2 separate regions of the Homo sapiens genome follow, and region 2 is linked to region 1. Evidence: read pairs that join two places in POLR2A ChIA-PET (ENCODE). Cell type or tissue: PC-9. All regions are shown on one strand. Links, peaks and the distances in the headings refer to the core of each region. The heading gives the core; the rest is flanking DNA. Region 1 overlaps CCT5 (chaperonin containing TCP1 subunit 5). Region 2 has its middle 20 kb from the start of LINC02213.

Region 1 (11,924 bases), core at 7,357-9,856:
GTAGGGCTGGCCCCTCTGAGTCCCAAGGTGGGGATGTGCTTTTCAGGCCTTTAGATGAGAGCAGCAGAACTTATCAATGGTATTTGCATTTTAGAAAGATTAAAGTTCGGCCCCTCTGGAGAGGGAAGGAGCACAGTAACAGGAAGCAGAGATGTGAGCCTGACTGATGTGGTTTGGCTGTGTCCTCACTCAAATCTCATCTTGAATTGTAGTTCCCATAATCCCCACGTGTCATGGGAGAGACTTGGTGGGAGTTTTCCCTTGGAAGGGAAAAGAAATGCAAACCTCGGAACCATGCCAGCGTATAAAACCCCAAGTCACAGACCAAACAGGGCACTTGGCCCTCTTCCAAGTGTACTTTGCTTCCTTTCGTTCTTGCTCTAAAACTTTTTGATAAACTCTCACTCCTCCTTTAAAACTTGCCTCAGTCTGTCCCTCTGCCTTACGACCCGCAGCTGAATTCTTTCATTCGAGGAGGCAAGGATTTGATTTGATGTAGACCCTTCAGATTCACACTGGTAACAGTAGGTGAAGTGTCATCAGCATGCCTCACCCTTGAGTAAATGCTGGTGGACCCAGGGTAGTTCTCCCTGAATGCATATTAAGTGGCAACCGCAGAGGGGGACGGCCAGAGGTGGGGAGCAGCCAGGGATGTAGGAGCAACTAGAGGGCAGAGCTCCAGGAAAGTCACCAGAGGAGCTTCACAAAGGAAGAGAATTTTTTTAAAAAAAAGACAGGAAAAGGTTGTGTGTGTGAGAAAGAGGACTCCAACTCAGAGAGCACCCCAGGGATTTGCAGCAGAAGGACACAGTGATTGCAGCACGAGTGGTTTCTATGCAGGGTGGGGTCCACAGACCATCGCTGTGGGTGGAGGGAGCAGAAGGTGGAAGGCAGGAGAGGAAGCGGGGCTGACAACAGTGCTGCAGAGTAACGGAGTGAACAGGAAGAGATGGCTCCAGGGGACACAATTGAAGGGTTTTGTTTTCCTATGCTTTGGTTTTTTTTCTTTTTTTTTTTTTTGTTGAGACAGGATCTGGCTGTGTTGCCCAGGCTGGAGTGCGGTATTCCAATCACCACTCACTGCAACCTCTGTCTCCCAGGCCCAAGCAAACCTCCCTCCTCAGCCTCCTGAGTAGCAGGGACTACAGGTACATACCACCACACCTGGCTTTTTTTTTTTTTTTTTTTTTTTTTTTTAAGAGACAGAGTCACACTGTGTTGCCCAGGCTGGTATCGAACTCCTGAACTCAAGTGATCCTCCTGCCTCAGTCTCTCAAAGTGGTAGGATTACAGGTGTGAGCCACTGCACCCGGCTGGTTTTTGCTTTTTAAGGTGAGATTCATGCTGGAAAGTGCTAACAGAGGAGGGGAGGCTGTGTGTGTAGGTAAGAGAGATTTACAGACAGGAGGAGCCTATTCTCAGGGTCTAAACCAGCAAAGAGCTGGATTCTTACCATGTTCCATGTCCCTTGCGTGTTGCCAGAGGACTTACATCATCTTCACCTCTGGGGAGCCTCAGCGGATGGGGCAGCCACTGCCTTGAATAGTGCACTGTGCTGTGTGCTCAGAAGAGTGAGCCTTGAAGGGTCTTGCCTTGGCATGTACATGCTCTAACCTGGAAATCATACTGCTGCCACAGACGCTGGACTGTACTAGCGTAGGGGTTAAGGGAAAACTTCCGTATCACCCTCTGAAAGTCACTGACAAGAGGCAGATTAATAGGAAAAAAGGCATACAAATTTATTTGATCATAGTTTTATGTGACATGGGAGCCATCAGAACGATGACCCAAAGACACAGGGGAAATTGTCCTTTACTGATTGGTTGTTTTAGAGACAGGGTCTCGCTTTGTCACCCAGGCTGCAGTGCGGTGGTGTGATCATGGCTCACTGCAGCCTCCAACTCCTGGACTCAAGCAATCCTCCAGCCTCAGCCTTTCAAGTTGCTGGGACTGCAAGTGCGTGCCACCACACCCGGTTAAGTTTTTTGTAGAGATGAACTCTCACTATGTTACCCAGATTGGCTGGAGTTCCTGGGCTCCAGTGATCCTCCCACCTCAGCCTCCCAAAGTGCTGGAATTACAGTCATGAGCCACAAAACTGTCCATTTTTTTGCTTAGGTTCAACAAAGTGTGGGCAGCACGTGGAAATACGGTTGGAGAAAAAGGGTCTGATCTAATGCCAGTGGACTGAGTGGGGGCCCCAGCAAGGCCTGGTGAGACTCTTCTTGGCCTCTCAGGGCAGCATTTCTTCCTTCTGGTTATCAGACAGGACCCTCTCTGGAATGGGGGTCTTATGAATTACGGGCAAACAAGATAGGTCAGATAATTTCTTTATGGCCAGTTTTTACAGGGAAGTGGCAACAGGGGGTGGTTTTAGAGTAATAGTTTTAGGTTTTGTGGCTGGCTTTGAGGGAAAGAGGTTCTGGTTTCTATGACCACCTAGGGGAAGAGGGATTCTGGTTTTCAGCTTCAGGGCAGAATGAAGGGCCAGAAACAGGAGGGAAGGAGGTCAGAGAGAGCTGCTTCTGAAGCCTTCATTTTGGGGTGTTGTATTCTGAGACCCTCACTAGTCACAGAACCCCATCCAACCACAAGGAATCTGGGCAGTGCAATCCTACTATAAGTCCAGAACGCATCCTGAGGAGCACTAAAGACAATCTCAGATGCAGAAATGAGAAACAAGCTCTGAGAGATGGAATCAATGGGACATTGGAATTGTCTCGGGCAGGAGGAAGATACCCTTCCCTCTCCCCTCCCCCACTGAGGCAAGACAGAAGCATATGCGTTTCCGATTGCTGCTGTGACAAATTTTCACAAACATAGCAACTTAAACCACACAAATTTATATCTTTACAGTTATGTAGATCAGAAGCCTTGGCTGGTTGCTCTGCTGTGGGATTCACAAGGCCAAAATTAAGGTGTTGGTTCACTGGGTTCCTGTCAGGAGGCTCTGGGAAAAAGCCTCTTCCAAGTGTATTTGAGTTTTTGGCAGAATTCAGTTTCTTGCGACTGTAGTATCAGGGTTCCTGTTTTCTCTCTGGCTGTCAGCTGGAGGCCACACTTAGTTCCCAGAGCTTCCAGTCCTTGCACATGGTCCCTGTATCTCAGAGCCAGCAATGGCATGTGGAATCCTCAGGGTGTTCTTTTTTTTTTTTTTTTTTTTTTGAGACAGAGTCTCCCTCTGTCACCCAGGCAGTGGTGTGATCTCAGCTCACAGCAACCTCCGCCTCCAGGGTTCAAGTGATGCTCCTGCCTCAGCCTCTGAGTAACTGGGATTACAGGCACTTGCCACCATGCCCGGATAATTTTTGCATTTTGAGTAGAGCCAGGGTTTTGCCATGTTGGCCAGGCTGGTCTTGAACTCCTGTCCTCAGGTGATCAACTTGCCTCGGCCTTCCTAAGTGCTGGGATTACAGGTGTGGGCGCCCGCACCTTGCCAAGGCCGCCATCTCTTGAGTCTCCTGCTGTATCTTTCACCTTTATCTGTGAGCCCCTGTGGGCTTGTGTGACTGCATTGGAACCACCTGGATAATTGCCCTCTTTTAAGGTCAGCTGATTGGTAACCTTAATGAAATCCGTGAAGTCCCTTCTCACAGTATCTAGATCAGTGCCTGAAGGAATAACCAGATGGGCTCTTGGGAGCACAGGTTTAGAATTCTGCCTCTCACAGGAGGTGAGGGACGATGAACTGCTGCAAACGAAGTGGGAGCCGAGGAGCTGAAAGACCACACTGCTGGCTTCAGTTGCGTCTTTGCAGTAGGCGTCAAGATCATGTGATAAATAAGACATCCTGCTAAGTGCACATTTTCAGCTGCTTATACTGAAAACTATATAAAGTTAAAAAGTTTATTTCCATAAGGGAGTGGTCCATTCAAATTATGCAGTGTCTCTTGGACTTGTCAATGACTAGGATTATGATGAGGATCAAATGTTTTGGTTTTAGGATTCTTTTACACTTTTTTTTTTTTTGAGTCAGGGTCTCACCCTGTTGACCAGGCTGGAATGCAGTGACACTGTTAACAGTAGGTAGCTAGTCAGGCATGAGCAGGGCAGAAAGAGTGGCCCCTAACCCTTTGCCCCCTCAGGTGATGCCAGCTGACCCTCAGGTGATGGTCAGGCGGTTGTTAACTGTCTCCCTAAAATAACAATTGGTCACAGCCGGTGCCTGGGAAGGGCAGTCTCCCAATAGATAGAAAACACCTGAAACTGGTGATGAGCAGCTTCCTGACAACATCTCAGGAGTTGGACAGGTGGGCTCAAGCATGCGCATTAAGAGGCAAAATGGCGTCATCTAACTGGAATGCTAGACTGGTAAGGGAAGAAGGCCTCAAGTGAGCATGTGTAGAACTCCAGTAAACACACTGCCCTGCTCCTCTCCCAAGTGCTGGCAGGCCACTGTGTATGCGACAGCCCATGCCTGGGGTGTAATCGGGAGAAGTAACCCAAGACCCTGGAAGTACGCCAACATATAAAACCCCAAGTTGAAAGGCCCAACCCTGCATTGGATCTCTCGTTGCCCGCTTGGCCCTCTTCCAAGTGTACTTTTCTTTCATTCCTGCTCTAAAGCTTTTTGTTTTTATTTTTGGTTTTTGAGACGGAGTCTTGCTGTGTCACCCAGGCTGGGGTGTAGTGACGTGATCTCGGCTCACTGCAACCTCCGCCTCCCTGGTTCAAGCGATTCTCTTGCCTCAGCCTCCTGAGTAGCTGGGGTTACAGGCTCCTGCCACTATGCCCGGCTAATGTTTTTGTGTTTTTAGTAGAGACGGGGTTTCACCACGTTGGCCAGGCTGGTTTCAAACTTCTGACCTCAAGTGATCTGCCCACCTTGGCCTCCCAAAGTGCTAGGATTACAGGCGTGAGCCACCGCGCCTGGCCTAAAGCTTTCTAACAAACTTTCACTCCTGCTCTAAAACTTGCCTTGGTCTCTCCTGCGTTATGCCCCTCAGCCGAATTCTTTCTTCTGAGGAGGCGAGAATTGAGGCTGTTGCAGACCTGTGCAGATTCAACGCCAGTAACAGCATGGTCATGGCTCACTGCAGCTTAACCCCCTGGGCTCGAGGGATCCTCCTTTCTCAGCTTCCCAAGTAGGTAAGACTGCAGGCACACATCACCATGCCCTGCTAATTAAACAATTTTTTTTGTGTAGAGACAGAGTCTCACTTTGTTGCCCAGGCTGGTCTCGAACTCCTAGGCTCAAGCGATACTCCTGCCTCAGCCTCCCAAAGTGCTTGGGTTACAGGCATGAACCACTGTGTCTGGCCACAGCATGTTCTGGAATATGAAGATCTGGCCACACACAGATATGTAGTTGGACAAGGGAGAAGTATTTTAATTGCCTTTCACAAAACTGGATATTCTTCGATATTGCACCAAAACCCAACAAGTGATAGACTGAATACACTTTCTTCTGTCACACTGGTCCATCTTGCATCTTGAAAAGGTCTGGTACCTATGCATGATGCTGTAACATCATATGCATATTTGGCAAATATTGGTCTAGTGAGCAGATCTTCCGGTTGTTGACACATTTCATTATGCAATGTCAAAGATTCATACTTTATTATTGAGAAAGAGTCTCGCTCTGTCATCCAGGCTGGATTGCAGTGGTGTGACCATGGCTCACTGCACCCTCAACCTCCTGGGCTCAAAAGGATCTTCCCACTTCAGCCTCCCAAGTAGCTGGGACCATATAAGCATGCCATCAGGCCCAACTAACTTATTTTTGGTAGAGACAGGGTGTATGTTGCCCAGGCTGGTCTCTGACTCCTGGGCTAGAGCGACTCCTCTTGCCTCAGCCTCCCAAAGTGCTGGGATTACAGGTGCGAGCCACTGCACCTGGCCAAAAAGATGATTTTCTTTTTGAAAGTGTATGGTGCCACTACCTGACTCACACTAAGGTGTGGTTTTAATGGTCACTGCTTTTGCACCATCAGTGCAAAAGTCAACACAGTGAAAAGGGCAGTAACTTCAGTGTAGGAAAATACATTTGACTCATAGGCCCCTTGGAAAGACCCAGGACCCCGAGGGATCCATGGAGCAGACTTTGAAAACCAGTTTTAATGTACATAAACCATTTAGAGCAGTGATAGGGCACACACATTTATATTTTTACTACCTTGTCGTGTTTTCCCCACTTTTCCTGCCCTTCAACACTTTCTCGGCCATTTGCCTTTGGTCCCCACTTTTCTGGTGCTTTTAGATGACCCCATTCTGCCAAGACTGCCTGCAAGGAACACCTAGGTTGGAGAAACTTCTCCATGCTTACAAATTACTGATTAGTCAGTTACTACCGTGTCACCTTCCTCTGGCCACACCCCCCAACCCTCAATCTGTTGGAGCTGTTTCACCTAGAGAAAGAAAATGAGAGTCAAGAAATTCAGTCCAATGTAACAGAGAGATGGGCCTCTTAGCCCTCCCTGTGACATTTGTGCCTCACAGCGGCTGCTTGCAGAGTTGACCCTCATCTGAATTCAACCAACCTCAGGTTGAGAACATTCAGAGAAAAAAATTGCATCTGTACTGAACATGTAGATTTTTTCTTGTCATTACTCCCTAAATACAGTATGACACTTACATATCATTTATATTAGATATTATGAATAATAGAGATGATTTAAAGTATACAGGAGGATGTATGTTATATGCAAATACCACGATTTTTATCAGGGACTTGAGCGTCCATGAAATCTGGCACCTACAGGACATCCTGGAACTGCCCCCACATAGAAATTGAGTAGGCTGAAATTAAAAACAGGACATTTAACAAACCTCCAATGAATCTAGCAGGTGTAGAAATCGGGAACCAGCAGTAATACATGGGGACTTACATGGGAATCTAGCCTTTGGGTCAAGCACCCTAAGTTGCTTTTGCTCCACATGGGGAAGGAGAGGGTGTGGCCAAAGTACCAGCAAAATAAAACTTGAGTGATCTGGAACGTGAAAAATAAAAGACATCACGTGGAAGAGGTTTATTACAAATAAATGAAACAAAAATCAAAGGCTTGTGAAACATCTCTAAGTCTTCCTGTTCATTGACCAGTTTCTCAATCACAAAAAACAGGAACGTCTGTGAGGTTCAATTTTGGAAAGGGGGATTGGTTTAGTGGCTCTTCTGATACAACCACAGACCCCTCGGATAAGACTGTGGTCCAAAGAAGGCTGCTGTATGTTCTCTGTAGGCTAGACTCAGTCCTTGTAAATAAACTCAGTTTAAAGCTTTCAATACTCAACTGCATAGTTCCATATAAACATGAAAATTAGGAAGATTGCTATTAGCACACATTCCTAAATCCACAGGAGTTATTTAGCAAAACATCCAATGCATGAATGTAGAGAAAACACAATGACCCAAAAGTTAAGACTGGTGAATCTCCAGGTTCACATGAGACGGTAACCCAAATTCATCACTTAACCAAATTTAGACAAGAGTCACCATTTCCTAATTCTAGGAAATCTGACTAGTTAAGGTGGCATAACTAGTGATAAAGTTCATCATGAGCTTTATCATCACAATGCTAAGAAACATTATTTTAGAAAATCTAGAGAATCATTAACAAGCAAATAACAGAGTAGGGGATGAGCTGGGCCACTCTGGGGTCAGACTGCCTGGGATTGACCTGGCCCTACTACTTGCTGGTGGTGAGATGCTGGCCAATTATGAGTACTCACCTGTAAGATGTGAGCAGTAAGAAAGTGTATCTGCCTCACTGGGTTGTCAGAACAGACAATCCCGGTAGAGTTCTCGGAGCGTCTTGGCCCATCACTGTTAGCTAGTTAATACTTTAGTAAGTACAATTAATTTCAGTCACTCTATCTGAACATGGTAACTGCAAGATTTCTCCCTTATTTCCTGTAATTTACTTTAACCTCCACTTCACTGTGTCCCTCTGATAGGGAAACAAGTGGGTTCTGAACTGCCCTAAGCCTGTGCTGGTGGCCAGCTCTGCACATGCTGGTCCTGATTCTGTGTATGAGCTGTGTTCAGGGTGGGGCCGGGGCCAGAGGAAAGCAAAGGCTCACATGGGTCTCCATCAGCCCTAAACAACACGCCAGGTTAGGCTGTGAGCAACCTAGTAACAGCACTTAAGGCATCCCATAATTCTGTGGTGGACCCTCTACAATCAAATGGCCCACCCATTTAGATAGGAAGAGGATCAAGCCCATATTCCTCTCAATATGAAAGTGCATCTTGAGAGCTCCTGTTTAAGCTGTTAAAATAGTCCCTACAGCTTATTTTGAGAAAAAAAAATCCACCCAAACCCCTTCAATTAAGGCAGCATTTAATTACTGTTACAATAAACGTTTCTTAAACCCGAAGAGAAGATAAAGGTTGTTTAAACAGATTCTTTTAATACAATGAATACAAAAGCAGTTGAGATGGTACCCCCACGATTACACAGCTTTGAACAAGTGAAACTATGGTTACCAAACAGCTATTTTTATTATAGCATCTACAGTGTCTGGAAAAGGATGTAACAATAAATAACTGTAGATGCATCACGAGACATCCATTTACTTAATCACAGAAGTGGATCTTGCTACATAGTTTTCTCAATGTCTTCATTCTTCAGATTCTCCAGGCTTACGAATGTCATCAATCTTCAAAATCATTCTAACCATTTGTGTTGCAAGAGATATCTGTTGCTTTTTGCCAATCAAGGTTTCTATGACATGCTGTTGCTTCATATCTGAAAAATACAAGGACACTGATTATCCTAAAATAGCATACAATAAACTATCAATAACCAACTCTTTCTGATTTAGGGAATCACAGTAAGACTTAAGAAATACAAACTCCTGGAAGCCAAGCAGGAAGCCACTAATTTCAGTTATATTTCATTTTCAGATGAATGTAATTTCATTACTTCCAAGGACACTCTGGAACTCGCACCTGGTAAAGAGAGCTGTTGGGAGGGCACTGTCTTCAATGACTAGCTACAGGGTGACATTTTTCAGGAACATCTTATCCCACAAAGTATCCATACCCTAACTTAGGAAATCTAAAGTAAGTCCATCTGACCACAGCTGAAATGTAAGATATTTCCAAGAAAGATCTAGAAATGCTAATTTTTTTTTTGGAGACAGGTGTCACCCAGGCTGGAATACAACAGTGCGATCTCAGCTCACTGGAACCTCTGCGTCCCGGGTTCAAGCGATTCTCCTGCCTCAGCCTCCCGAGTAGCTGGGATTACAGGTGCCTGCCCTGACCAGGCCTGGCTAATTTTGTATTTTTTGTAGAGATGGTGTTTCACCATGTTGGTCAGGCTGGTGTCAAACTCCTGACCTCAGGTGATCCACCCGGCTTGGCCTCCTAAAGTGCTGGGATTACAGACATGAGTCACTGCGCCCGGCCCTAGAAATGCTAAATTTGAGCACAACCAGGCATTCAAGTTAGAAACATTAAATGTTTGCCTCACAAAGAGTTGCTACTATTGAAACCCTTGGAATTTGAGCATGGAAAGCAGAATGTACCTATACCTTTAAGCAAAAGCTGTCATTCTGTGGATGGATTACAGACATGGCCTGATTTAGTACAGAAATGCCTGAGACCACTGTTTCAACAAGCTACAGCCACCATATCTTTTTGGGAGCCGAGCTACACAAGTGGCTACAGAGGTTATATATTACATTTAGAAAACACTCCACAGTGTGCAGGATTAACCACACAGTGAACTGTGAACTAAAGCCCACTTCAGAGCTGTTATATATATGCTGCCCACTGACAGACATCTGTGTAAAAACAGCAATAAGGCATTACTTCCCAAAAACCAGAGATTAAAACCTAAGTCATCTTTGGTGATAGTACCATATGCACTTTACTGTTATTACAATGAGTCTCATGTTGCTAGGTCTAGTAGTCTAACCAATTCCTACGGCAATCAAACATTCTAAAATTCAGGACTTGAACACCTGAAGTGGGCTTACATATTTAAAAAGACACCATCATCTCACAGCACATACAGTGGATGATTATTCAGTTTAAATCAGACATCCCCCCCCCTCCACGCAGAGGCGTGACAGCTCCTCACCATTTGTCCCCTTGTGCAAACAGTCGATGCCAAGAGCAGGGTTCATCTCCTTCACCTGTCTGGCTCGGACTTCGGTCATAGTCTGGATGGGATTCATGCCACTGTTTTCAGAGAGGGCCATGGGGATGACCTCCAGTGCGTCGGCAAACGCTCTCATGGCATACTGTTCTAAGGTGGGGCACTGGAAAGGTACAGAAGTATGGTGAGTGCACTTGGCGAAACAAAACAACCCAGCGGCACCGTGAAAACACAACTGTATCACATACTTTGAAAAGTCAGCTCACAAAGAATTGTAAGAACAGGCTGTCTTTATTTTTGTATCTATCAGAATATTATAATGTCACCACAGAATACAGGCAGAGGGTATACATACATGTGAGAGATGTCTCAAAATACAGCAGCTCTTATGGCTTTATTTTTAAGTTATAATATTAATTTTGAATTTCAAATAACATTAAAAGACTATAGATTTATTATTTCAAGGACGAACTGGCTGAAAACAGCTGAGAAATGCTAGGTTATGGTAACCAGAATCTGAATACAGGAACGTGGGAATTAACTTAGATTAAAACACCTGTCACCTACACACAGCTCACGATGCTTGTTTTGCATCCAGCACCTCGCTGTTCCGCAGCTTCACAGTCTCCACCATCAGCGAGGCCTGAATCTTTCACTAAGTCTGCACAGATCCCTTACCTTATCCGCCTCTTGGCTAACTGCCAGGGCACAGGATATCTCAGCAGCCCCTCCTCCATACACCACACGATTATCGCGGATGAGGTTCCGGATGACACACAAAGCATCGTGAAGGGATCGTTTCGCCTCCTCAATGATCTAAGGAAAACAGCTTTGCCTGAATTAATGTGATCAAGATCTAGTCAATTTAGAGCCAAGTATCTGGCACCTTTTTAAAGACAGAGAGGCTGTGCTCTAATATTTAGATGGCCTCCACTATCGGATAATATTTATCTTTCTAGCTTTCCTTCCTGCAATGTAGTTAACAAAATTCAAGAGGCAGAGGCGGCCAGTGACTCATTCTAGGATACACGGTCAAGCAAGAGTCAAAAACTGACAAAACTCGCAAAGATTTATCACAATGTGCTAAAAACTCATTCTCAAAGAACAGAGATCGTCAATGGTTATTCACTTGGGTTCCCTTTTTCTACCTAAGGGACAGATGTAAGTCATCCTTGGTAATAATACCATATTGTAATTAAAATGAGTCTTATGTTGCTAGGGCTAGCAGTTTAACCAACCCCTAATGTAACTGTATCAAACATTCTAAAATCCAGGACTTGAATATTTAAACTGTGTTTAAGTATTTAAAAAGATATAAAAATCTCATAGTGTATATTGTATACTCTAAGGGACAGCAGAAAGGCAAATGTGCCTTGTGAAATTAACAATTTAACATGGTCTTCAGTAATTTTACACCATGATACGTCATTGTTTGAGAACCACGATTATTTTTCTTATGGTGACTGTGTCTCTGTTAAATACACACAGGCAAAAAAGCCAGACCATGAAGCAAAATAAGCAACAGTATAGGACAAATAGTTGAATTCTCACCATCTTATTTCCTCCTCTAATAAAAATGGTTACAGCTCTGGAGTTCTTACACTGCTCGATGACCAGCATTTTATCCTTAGTTGTCCCAAATGAGATCTCCTGTACAAGACCAGCAAAGCCCAGCTTCTCGGCTGTGAGCTCTGAGAACCTGGGGACGATCCGCCCTCCTGTTGCGATGGCAATCAGCTAATTGGGGTGGTCAGGGAGAAGGATGAAGACAGTACTGGTGAAGTTAACTTTCAAAACTGGGCCACAAATGAGCAAAACTTGATCTAAGACCAACTTGTTCACTAGAACTGCTGCCCCACTTTGACCGAGACATCTCCA
Region 2 (12,745 bases), core at 3,733-6,232, 280 kb before region 1:
AACCTACCCGTCACCTCCAAAAGTTTTCTTGTATACCTTTGTTGTTCCTGTACTTTTTGTTTGTTTGTTTTAGAGACTGGGTATCATTATGTTGCCCAGGTTGGCCTCAAACTCCTGGGCTCAAGCAATCCTCTTGCCTTGGCTTCCTGAGTAGCTGGGACTGCAGGTGCAAGCCACCATACCTGGCTCCATATAGCTTTGAAAGGCTTTTGAAAACTTACGCCAAATCACCTACTAAAGAGGCAAATGAGAAAAAAAAAGCAATAAAAAAATACAAATAATGATTTATCTGAAAAGTTTCTCAATTTACAGAGCTGACTTTCTAGCTATCTGTTTGTTGCTATGCCAGAGGAATCAATTGTTTAAGAAAAAAAAAAGGTTTTGATATCACGTGAGTTCAGAGGCAGCACAGGATGAAACTGGGGAAAGCAGGCTCAGAGTCTAATTATTATTCATTACTAGAAATCACACTGAGCAGTGGTGAAATTGGGTCAGCAGCAGCATGGTGGGGGAGTTTGGTGGAAAAAAGGGGTCAGATATCTCCCAACTGTGGCTCGCATAGGAGCCACTGGGGATGGTGAGCATATGGATGCAGGAAGGTGGGTTAGATTCAGGAGAAAGTCTTTGACTCAGGCCTCAAGTAAGGACCCCCACCACTTGAGATGAAGTGCAGAGAACCCAAGAAGATGAACTGAGAGGGTGGAGCATGTTTGTTCATTTTGTTTCGTTTTGTTTTTTTGGCCCAGGCTGAAGTACAGTGGCACAATCATAGCTCACTGCAGCCTCCACTTCCTGGGCTCAAGCGATCCTCCCACCTCAGCCTCTCTAGTAGCTGGGACTACAGGCATGCACCACCACACCTGGCTAATTTTTTATTTGTTGTAGAGACAAGGTTTCACTGTGCTGCCTAGGCTGGTCTGGAACTCCTGGCCTCATGGGATCCTCCTGCCTCGACCTCCCAAAGAGCTGGCATGAAGCCACACCCAGCCTGGAGCAGTTATTGAGTAGGTGGTCAAGGTTGCTCAGGACAGCCTTGCCCTTCTGCAGCACTTTGCTTAGGACTGGCCCTGGCCCATGGGAGGGAAGGGAATTCCCTTGTGCTTCCTGTTTTCTCCCCTTTTCACTGTTAAAGATAATTTTAAAAAAAGAAAACAAAAAAAATCATGACTCCCTTACAGATATACAAATGAATGCTTATTAAAGATTTTCTTCCATAAATGAAGGAACAAGGCAGGTGTTCCATCCAGTTTAAAGATAATCTGAAGAGCAGATGTGTTTCTAGATCAGGAATATGGAAATGATTGTGCAAATTAAGGCAAAACTGATTTTCCAAGGTGGCTGGGCAAGAAGTCAGTTGAACCTCTTCTGAACATGACAGAATTTGCATATCTATAAACAAGAATTATTTCTCATTGCTATCAGTTACTGTACTAGGTTGAATAGTGTCCACCAATAACTCATGTCCACCCAGAACCTGTGAATGTGACCTTATTTGGAAATAGGGTCTTTGCAGACATAATAATGTTAAGTGAGGTCATACTGGAGAAGAGTAGACCGTAAGTCTAACATGGCTGATATCTTTATAAGAAGAGGGCAACTCGGACACAGAGACCCAGACACACAGTGGAGAAGGCAATGTAAAGATGGAGGCAGAAATCAGAATGATGCGTCTACAAACCAAGAAGCACCAAGCATTGACAGCAACTGCCAGGAGCTGGGAAGAGGGCGGGAAGGAACCTCTCCTAGAGCCTTTAGAGAGGGCTTGGTCTTGCTGAGACGTCGGTTGCAGTCTCAGTAAGCTCTGAACTGGAGCCTTCAGTTCCAGTAACGTCTGGAACTGTGAAGTGATCAATGTCTGTTGTGCTAAGTTACCCAATTTGTGGTGCTGTGTTACAATAGCCCTAAGTAACTAACACAGTTATCTACAACTTCCTGAGGTATGAAATAGCTCAAAGACAACGAAAGGCTAAAATCAGATACCCTGGAGTTCTAGCTACTAAGAAAATGCACAATTTTCCACGGAAGCAAATATATTTCCTGCATCATATTAGAGTTTCCTGCTCCTAGCAACCAAACTTGAAGATGGGCTGGTTTTTATCTGTACAAGTCGATACAATATTGTCATTCTACAAGTGTGGGACCAAGTGTTTTTGCCAAAACCTTTCGTTTTTACAGAGCTTTGTGTGGGGAGGGTTGAAGATGTCATCAAAATTTTTGACAATGTTTACTGTCATGTATGGATTCATGCAAAAGAATGGAGCATTTCTTTCAGTATGCTACATTTCCAAAAATGTTGTGTAATTATGCCAGAAATTCTTGATTTAAATAATATTTTAGTCAAAATATTTTAAGAAGAATTTTTATATGTTTATACATTTGTTTTTCCAGCAAAGGAGCATTTTCAGGAGCACAGAAGATTGGACAGAACAAGACCACACTCTTGGGAATGGACAAGGTGCTGTAGATTCTGTATGAATTAGCCTTTCCCATCCTCAAGATTAAAACAACACTAACAACAACAAAAGCTAACCTATCATGGCAGTGGAACTTGTGTGACAATTTGCATTCTGACAGCTGCCAAAGTTTTCTTTGGAGAGGAATCTGACAGAATGTTTCAGATTGCTGTTTAAGCCAGTCCCATTTTTCAATTGAAAAATGATTAGCTGAATTAGCTTAGGATGTGAAACTTCAAGTTTTGCAAAAGATTGATATAACACCTCTCTTGTCCCTGTTACGATAACAAAGGAAATTGAGTATGGTCATTCGTCTAGGCACAATGACTCGAGATTCTGTTGGAAAAGAATTGTGGTTTCTGGGACCTTGGAGATCATCATAAAACCTTTATATATATATACACAGAGAGAGAGAGAGAGAGAGAGAGACAGAGAGAGAGAGAGAGAGACAGAGAGAGAGAGAGAGAGAGAGACAGAGAGAGAGAGAGAGTCTCTCTGTCACCCAGGCTGGAACGCAGTGGCTCGATCTCAGATCCCTGCAACCTTCACCTCCCGGTTCAAGCAATTCTCATGCCTCAGTCTCCCAAGTAGCTGGGACTAAAGGCGCACGCCACCACTCCTGGCTAGTTTTTTTTGTTGTTGTTTTTTGGTTTTTTTTTTTTTTTTGTATTTTGGTAGACACGGGGTTTCACTGTGTTGCCCAGACTGATCTCAAACCCCTGAGCTCAGATAATCCACCTGCGTCAGCCTCCCAAAGTGCTAGGATTACAGGCATGAGCCACTGCACCCAGTCCCTTATGATATTTTTAACACTGCATGAAAATTTTTAACACTGCATGAAAATTCTTCTAAGCAAGTTTGCTAAATAGCAAAAAAAAAAAAAAAAACATTCTTAATGGGGTTTTGCCATGCTAGTGCTCCAGATGAACTGGGGTTTGCTGATACTGAGTGAAAATCAAAGGAAAAACACTCATTTCTGGTGTGTGCTCTGTCATGGACCATCAGTGGTACCTTTCAAAACTCTGTCCAGAAATCGATAAGAAAACTTCAACTAAAGATAATCAATGAAATGAAAAACTGTGTGTCAACCCCCAGATGTTTTGCTTTGCTCTGGATGAAGATCTGAATGCCAATCAGAAAGTGCTGCTCCACTGGGTACTGGAGTTTATTGGTTGTCAAAGGAAAATAAGCATTTTTACCTGCTGGTTGAGACAGGTATCCTATGTTTGGAATACTAGAGAAAAGAAACTCCTCAAAAGATCTTCCAGCAAAGCTTATCATATTAGACAACTATGTTCAAAAGTTTGAATATGAACTTTGCCTTATTAAAACATTTAGAGCTCAAATCAAGTCACAGATGTCAGGAATCATTACTAAAATGGTCTATTTATTTGTTTCAACATAAAACTTTCAAACACAATGTTCTTAAGATAATTTCACAGAAAAATAAACTTTTACCTAGTGCATGCTTAGGCTGAATTGGGGGACTATTTTCTAGATATCATGGCTGAAAAATCCTATTTCAGAGCTTATCAAGAAATCCTCTTTCCTCCTAATATTCTATCTGTACCAGGAAACACCACCAAGAATTTCTTTCTTTTTTTTGAGACCAAGTCTCATTCTGTCGCCCAGGCTAGAGTGCAGTGGCGCAGTCTTGGCTCACTGCAAGCTCCACCTCCCGGGTTCAAGTGATTCTCCTGACTCAGCCTCCCGAGTAGCTGGGATTACAGGCGTGCATCACCATGCCTGGCTAATTTTTGCATTTTTAGTAGAGACAAGGTTTCACCATGTTGGCCAGGCTGGTCTCGAACCACTGACCTCAGGTAATCCACCCGCCTTGGCCTCCCAAAGTGCTAAGATTACAGGCGTGAGCCACTGTACCCGGCTTGGCTTTGACATTTACAAGTCTATAAAGGAAATGGGTCCCTAGATAAAACTGTGTCTACAAAAGGAACAGAAAAAGGACAGACGGGCTTCCTAGATTACATAACTGAGTCATTGCATCAACCTGCCCGGAAATCTGCCCACCTCTGGACTTCTATAATGGGAACCAATGAATCTCCTTTGTCATCTAAGACAGTTTAAGTTGGGTTTCTAATTACTTGCCACATAAAGAATCTTTGCTAAATCTGAATTTGGTGCCAGGAGGTAAGTGTTGCAAATCATAAACACTAACAAGCTAAATTGCCCAGAGAACAGTGAGGATACCTCTAGCCCAGTTTTGAAACGAGGAATTCTTATTACATGTTTGCAAAATAGTTAATTAAATTGTCTTCAATTATATCTTAAGAAATAGGTCATTTATCCATTATGATAGTTTGAGGGGATGTTTTAGGAAATGTTTAGAATGTGTTGGCTAATTCTTGTGATCTTCTGTAAGGTTTTAGAAGAAAAACAGCTTGGGTCACAGGTAACCCAAGTAGAATGGGAGATGATAATCCCTGTTAATCACAACAAAGTCTTAACTGATACAAGAACTTTGGAGAATTGCTAGGTAAAATCTCCCTCCTTAAAACGAGAGAAAGCATTCTTATCATTTTTCTATTTTTACCCGTCTATATTTGATTTTTCCTTCCTACGGACTTTGAAAACAAAACAGTGCGTTAGGCTAGATGTTGAAAGGGTCATGATGAGCTCTGTTCTCCCTCTTCTTCAGAAGATGCCAATGCAAGACTCCAAGCTTACTCATATATAAACTGACAAATTTTTTTAATGTATCTTTAAAGATGGCCGAGTGTGGTGGCTTCACGCCTGTAAATTCCAGCACTTTGGGAGGCTGAGGCAGGAGAATCGCTTGAGCCCAGGAGTTTGAGACCAGTCTAGACAACCTAGGGAGATGCCCTCCCTACAAAAAACAAAAATAAATAAAACATTAGCCAATTACGGTGGGGCACACCTGTAGCCCCAGCTACTTGGGAGGCTGTGGCCGTGATCGTGCCACTGCCTTCCAGCCTGGGCAACAGAGCAAGACCCTGTCTCAAAAAATAAATAGGTAAGTAAATAAATAAAATAAAAAATTTGAAAAATAAAAATAATATTTTCTTCTATTCCTATCATTGTATTGGTTTAGTTTTGGTCACCATGTTGTTTTGAAATTTCAAGTAACATTAAAAGAAAGCATATGCTTTGTATATTTTCTCAAAATGGAGATAGATTTGAAGTTTGAGAATATTCTGCCAGAGAATCTGGAAGCAGAGAAACGAAAGCTGCTTCAATACATTGTCAAAGGGAGTCCAACCAAAAATAATTGAAAGATCATAGAACAGTAATGTTTGACAGAGGAAATGAAGAGGAATTTGATTTACAAAAAAAAAAAATACTTTAACTTTTATAGAACTTGTCTATTTTGAAAGGCATGAGTAATTGAACTGATTTCCACTTATATCCGCCTTCCTGCCAAAGTTTTCAAAGCTTGTTTTTTCTAATGATGATAATGCATGTTCCTTGCCTCTCAGCAGCTCCAGGGAACTCAAAGCATTTTGCAGATATTATCTCATTAGTCCTGACTCTATCCCCAGGTACTTTGCAGACATTATCCTGCATTTTAAAAATGATCGCAGCTCAAAATGGAAAATGACACCAAATCTCCTGCAGCTCTCTCTTTTTTAAACACTGTATGTAAATAACTAAATGCAGGTATTAGTCTAGATTCTTGGTTGCAGACAACAGAGCTCTCACTGCAGCTAGTTTAAGCAAGAAAGAGATTAAAAAGATGCTGAATAGCTCACCAAATTTCCTGGAGAGAGGGAGAGTCTGGTTCACAGGCTGTCCATCCCAAAGCTCATTGCTGCAGGGTTAAAAAAAAAAAAAAAAAAAAGATGCTCTTCAAAAAAAATAGTTTTAGATTTACAGATATATTGAGCATATAGTTCAGAGTTCCCATATGCCATGCCCCTATTATTAATACCTAACATTAGTATAGTAATTTTGTTATAATTAGCGAACCAATACCGACGTATTATTAGGAACTAAAGTCCCTAGATTATTCGGATTTCCTTCGTTTTTACCTAATATCCATTTTCTGTTCCAGGATCCCATCCAGGGTCTCACGTGACATCTAGTCATCATGTGTCTTTAGACCCCTCTTGCTGTGACAGTTTCTGACTCGGGGTTTTGGATGATCTTGGTGGTTTTCAGGAGGACTGATGAGGGATATTGTAGGATGCTCCTCTATCAGAATTTGCCTGATTTTTTTTTCTCACGGTGAGATGAAGGCTGTGAGTTTTAGTGGGGAAGACCACAGAGGCAAAGCTCCACGTGTATTGCATCACAGCAAGGGCACACCTCGTCAACCCGACTAACGCTTGACCTTGACCATGTGACAGGCGGCGATGGTCAGGTCTTCCCATGGCAGTGTTGCTCTTTGCCCTCCCCGTTCCTATGCTGTGCTCTTTGGAGGAAAGTCACTATGCACTGCAGGGGCTCACTTCGTCTACTTCCAGAGTCTCCGGTTGGAGGAATGTAAAATATAATTGCCTTAATCCTTAGCAGGGCCTTCAGGGTCCTCCTGGCATCCCTCCACCCTGCTGGCTTCTTGGCTAAATTCTTTCTGTGCTTCTCCTGATGGAAGGTTGGCATCGTGTCTCCATCATTCACGCATCCTCCAGGGGACCCCACATGGTACCCTGCACACAGTAGGCCCTTTACAAAGCTCTAAAAACTTTGAATAGAACTGGATTTCATCTAATAGTTAATACCAATCTTTCATAGGCTGCTGGTAGGTGAGTGAGGGTGAGGGCCACTGGAGCAGAGAGGGACGTAGCTGGTTGAATGCTCCAACCAGAGCAGTGGACAGGCCCTAGGGTTCTCATCTGGACCCTGTACCATCTGCATTTTAAAAACCTACTTGGGGCCAGGTGTGGTGGCTCACATCTGTAATTCTAGCACTTTGGGAGGCAGAGGTGGCAGGATCATTTGAGGCCAGGCCTTTGAGACTAGCCTGGGCAACATAGCAAGACCCCATCTTTATTATTTAAAGAAGAAAAAAAGAAAAAGAAAATAAAAACTTACTTGGCAGAAGACTGACTTACTTAACTGAGAGTTTCTCTTTTCTTTTTTTTTTTTTTTTTTTTTTGAGATGGAGTGTTGCTCTGTCGCCCAAGGTGGAGTGCAGTGGCATAATCTCAGCTCACTGCAACCTCTGCCTCCTGGGTTCAAGTGATTTGCCTGCCTCAGCCTCTTGAGTAGCTGGGATTATAGGCACATGCCACCATGCCCGGCTAATTTTTTTTTTTTTTTTTTTTTTGTATTTTTTTGGTAGAGATGGGGTTTCACCATGTTGGCCAGGCTAAGTCTTGAACTCCTGATCTCAAGTGATCCACCCGCCTCAGCCTCCCAAAGTGCTGGGATCATAGGTGTGAGCCACCATGCCTGGCCTGGATTCTTCCTTACCCCCACCCCCCCGCCCCCCTTATCAAGGGACAGAGACTCTCCTAAGACTCGAAAGTTAGAGGGTGGAGTTTCCTGTCATCGGAGTAATAAATTAGGAGGTGACAGAACTTCCTAATGCCCGAGACCCTGACATGTGGTTCGGACAGGCCTTGGCAACCCTGAACTGGGTATCCCGTCGGTGCAAAGCATCGTGGAATGAACTAGAGGAGGCCTGTGCCATAGATCAGGTCTCCCGTATCTGCTGGTATGGACTGAATGTTTGTCTCCCCGCCAATTCTTGTGTTGAAGCCCTAACCCCCAGTATGATGGTATTAGGAGATGGGGCTTTGGGGAGGTGATTAGCTTTAAATGAGGCCATGACAAAATGAGTGCCTTCGTAAGAAGAGACTCCAGAGCGCTCTCTCTTTCTCCATCATATGAGGACAGGGCAAGAGGGCAGTCACCTACAAGGCAGGAAGACATCTCTCATCAGGAACTGAATCAGCCAGAACCTCAATCCTGGACTTCCAGAAATAAATTCCTGTTGTGTAAGCCACCCAGTCTGTGGTATTTTGCCATAGCAGCCCAGCTGACAAAGACAGCAGTTTTCTCTCTGGTCCTCCACTGCGCTGGCTTAGTGCTTTCTCTAGCTCACTGAATCTTCCCACTCACACAAATCTGACCAGCCTTGGATCTCTCACGACTCCTGTTTCACCTGCTGACCATGTTGCAGCTTTAACTTTTGCTCCAACCCAGTCAGTTATCACAACCAGGAAGACGACCAGCCCAGTCCTTCCCTTCCTGTTCAGCCCTCTGCGTGTCAGTGTGTTTCTCAGGCAGCCGCATGAGTTTCTCTGGGGTTGGGAGCCCATCCACTCTTGACCAACTCAGCTGAAGCCAAGAAGGGGCCAGTAGGGCCTGGGAGCGGAGCACGCTCTTTGAGATAGGGCTGTGGGCATTCCCAGCAGTCAGGTCTCCAGGTCAACCCAAAGACATGGGACTAGGCTTGCCTGATTTGCTGCTGAAACATGCCCAGCAAGGTTTCCAAATCACCTGGGGAAGTGGGGCTGGGGGACTCAGCCAGCACAGTGGACCATGATCCAGCCTCAACTGCAAATGCCTCAACTCCAGCCGCGTCTCCACTAGATTTTCCCTGCGGAAAGGGTAAACACAGTCGGACCTGTTTCACAAGAATACACGCCTATAAAACCAGACTAAGCTAATTGTTGGATGTATCCTACTCCAGTCTGGATGTTATCAGTCTAACTTTCAAATGACTTGTTTTACATGTTTGGATGTGTTACAGGAACGAAGGGGGGAACGGAGTAATCCTACAGCGAATGTTTACAGTGACTCCTTGGAGGTAGCACAACATAAGAAATCATGAGGAAGAACATGAATTAGCCTGCCATGCCATGGAGGTGTGGGTCGGGTTGCTCCCTGCATCTGCGCTTCTGCGACAGCAATCAGTCATCTCTTTCCCTGCCAGAGCCCCACGCATGTGGGAGGCGTGGGGAGGTTCTATTTGTTCCTTTTCCACCTTGCACAGCATGTTCTTCTAGCAAGGAATTTATTCCCAGCTTAGAATCAGCATTTCATAGCAGGCGTGGCATGGAGTCGGCGCCCACTGCCCACTCTCGCTCCATGCTGCTCCCCCTAGGTGGCTGCCTACAGAGAGCACACCAAGCCAAGGATCAAAGGCTGCAAAGGGGACGCCAAGCCCAGGCTCGGGGGCTGCAGAGAGGACACCAAGCATAGGCTCGAAGGCTGCAGAGAGGATGCCAAGCCCAGCCTCAGAGGCTGCAGAGAATACGCCAAGCCCAGGCTCAGAGGCTGAAGAGAAGACGCCAAGCCCAGGCTCGGAGGCTGCAGAGAGGATGCCAAGCCCAGGCTCAGAAGCCCAGAAAAGTGTCAGGAAGAAGACTGGTTCTTCCAGGTGGAGGTGGGGACAGCCAGAGATCCTGACCCCTGATCAAGGCACCAGGAGCCCCCAAAACACTCACAATCCATTCAGAAGTGTGGGTTCCTGCCCACTGTGTGTTCACACACCCATCCTGACTCACGCACCCTCACACCCACACACCCTCACAGTCACTCACGCACACACTCAGCCTCGCTCATGCAGGCACACACTCTGACACACTCACATCCAGTCTCTCTCACACTGTCTCCTACATGCACAACATAACAGGGCACCGAGAGGGTCCCCAAGAGGGTCCCCAAGAGCCTCCCTCCAGGGCTTTCCTGTGCAGGACTGCAGGTGGTCACCAAGTCCAGTTCGCTCCTACATTCTTATGGCCACCATCTGGACTTCTAGGGTCTGGGCTTTTGCCCCGAAACTCTTCCATCTCCTGGAAGCATCACTCAGGTCACTGGATGATAGAGAGTAACAGGAAAGGCCAGGACTTGGGGATGGACATGGTCCACACTCCAGCTCTCCTGAGTCACAGCACCTCACCTCACCATGAGTTTCCCTCCCACCTCTGGGTTTGTGCGGTGGGCAGAGAAAGACAAAGGGGGTGCCCAGGATGTGGGCATCCTCACCGTGAGGCAGCATCATGGAGCTGGAGAAGGGGTGACTTCCTCCCCACCGACTGCAGCAGCCCTCTCTCTGCCCACTGGCTTCAGGCCCTCTGGCACTGCACAGGCTCCCCTGGGACAGTCTGGGATGTGCCCTCCTTAAAGGGATGGACCTGGATTCCCTCTGTAACTGGCTCCTCTCCCCAGAGTCTTTGAGGGCGGTAGGAATGGTGGCCTGGGATGCCTTGTGGGGCATGGAAGAGCCAAGGAGGGACTTTCATTAGCCTGAACAGAGAACTTCCCTGCCGGGAGAGTTGTCTAAGAGCTGCAGCAAATGATGAATACCAGTGTCCTTCTGTCGGAGCCCCTTGGGGAGCTGTTGGCACAGGGGGGCCCAGAGCAACGCCTGGCTCTGAGGGCCTCACCAGGATTTAATGAGTTAACGTGAGAAAGGCTTATCAGGACCTGTCACAGAGTGACTGCGGGATTACATAAGCATTTGCTTTAAAAGGAAAGGAGAGAAGCCACAGCAGAAAGGGACATGCAGGCTTTGGGGTTCCAGTAGAGCATAACACTCGAACTCTTCAGTGAGCAGTAGCAGGGGAGAGACCACAGCCCCTCAAGACATGCCGGTGTCATGCATGTGGCTGACAGTCTCTTCTGGAAGGCAGGGGAGCCTACTCGGTGACAAGAACAGTTGTCAGGTCGAGGAGGAGAAGCCATGAGATGCTTCGTGAATTTTGCTGAGTGCAATCTTTTCTAAATTTGGAAATGGACTTCCTCTGTGGGTTCTGTTTTTTATTTTAACAATATCAGTCCCTGGGAGGTTCTATGAAACACATTTCAGGAAGTTGAAATGAATGCAAAATTATTTAAGATCGTCACCTAGGTAATGACAGATCGTCAAACATGGCAATTCTCCCAGTTGAAAACGAGATAAGCTAAGTAGTGTATTTTCAAATGTTATGGCTGGGTTTGCTTCCATTAAAGTCTGGAAAGTAAAATTATAATAAAGTCTGGTTTGAGAACAAATAACATTTAAACCTAAAAAAAAAAAAAAAACAACAACAACAGAAAAAAAACAAAACACAAGAGGAGAGACAGGATCACTGAAAAGGCCACACCCTCCAGCTGCAGGGACCCAGTACTGCGATGACAGAGGCCAATTTCCATGGTCTTGTGTCTGTCAAAGGAGCCAGGCCGAAGGATGTTACAGAGAACAGACCTGTGGCTGTCAGGGACTGGGCCAGAGGTGGGGGACCCTGCAAAGGAACATCATTTGGAAGGGATTTTTGGAGGTGATGGGTCTGTTCTCGATCCTGAATATAACAATGATCACATGATTGTATGTATTAGTCAAAAATCATAGACCAGTATATCATGTAAATTACATACTATTATACACTATATTATACTACATAGATTATACTATCTCATTTTATAAAATGATAATAATATATATATACACCAGTAAATTATACTACATAATTCTGTTCCAAATTGTATCATAGAATTATATGATACTATCAATTATATTATGCTACCTAAAGAAATATAAATAAAAATTGTATTTCAATAAACTGACTTTAAAAGAAGACATTAGGCTGGGCGCCGTGGCTCATGCCTGTAATCCGAGCACTTTCGGAGACCAAGGCAGACGTATCACTTGAGGTCAGGAGTTTGAAACCAGCCTGGCCAACATGGTGAAATCCCATCTCTACTAAAATACTAAAAGTACAAAAAATTAGGCCAGGTATTGGTGGCAGGAGCCTGTAATCCCAGCTACTTGGGAGGCTTAGGCAGGAAAATGGCTTAAACCCAGGAGGCCGAGGTTGCTGTGAGCCAAGACAGCACCACTGCACTCCAGCCTGGCAACAGAGCGAGACTCCATCTCAATTAAAAAAAAAAAAAAAAAAAGACATTAGGGATGGGTGAGGTGGCTCGTGCCTGTAATTCCAGCACTTTGGAAAGCCAAGGTAGAAAGATCACTTGAGCCCAGGAGTTTGAGACTAGCCTGGGCAACATAGGGAGGAGAACTTGTGTCTACAAAAAATAAAAAATTAGCCAGGTGTGGTGGCGCATGCCTGTAGTCCCAGCTAGTCGGGAGGCTGAAGTGGGAGAATTGCTTGAGCCCGAGAGTTCAAGGCTGCAGTGAGTTATAATTGCACCACTGCACTCCAGCCTGGGTGACAGAGCAAGACCCTGTCTCAAAAAAAAAAAAAAAAGACATTTGGAGGGTGGGTTGTCACAGGCGGCACCTTTTCTGAGAGCCAAACATCTTGCCCTGCTCCCCACTACCCTTCCACCCCACCCACGAGGGCTGGATTAGGGCTGGGTTTGCCACTAGACAGCCTGACACCCTTTGTTTCCTGAGAAGGGACGTCAAGGGACAAGGTTGCCCC

The links. Peaks named below come from ENCODE experiments on the same cell type or tissue, not always from the same donor. Only the 100,000 strongest peaks of a DNase experiment are listed, where the experiment ranks them.
Region 2: POLR2A ChIA-PET joins it to region 1 with 8 read pairs; 2 of 35 experiments call an interaction of 5 or more read pairs at or near these places.

What each region holds. Positions count from the first base shown.
Region 1 is chr5:10,261,419-10,273,342 of GRCh38, reverse strand. CCT5 (chaperonin containing TCP1 subunit 5) reads right to left here. Exons shown (of 11, transcript NM_012073.5): 8 at 11,598-11,783; 9 at 10,725-10,862; 10 at 10,029-10,209; 11 at 6,954-8,687. The coding sequence ends at 8,560. Among named protein-coding and RNA genes, the nearest start is that of CCT5, 17 kb to the right of the region's middle. In PC-9, for the core only: no CTCF peak of the experiment used is centred there; no DNase peak of the experiment used is centred there; H3K27ac peaks cover 1,506 bases.
Region 2 is chr5:10,535,480-10,548,224 of GRCh38, reverse strand. No RefSeq gene overlaps it. Among named protein-coding and RNA genes, the nearest start is that of LINC02213, 20 kb to the right of the region's middle. In PC-9, for the core only: no CTCF peak of the experiment used is centred there; no DNase peak of the experiment used is centred there.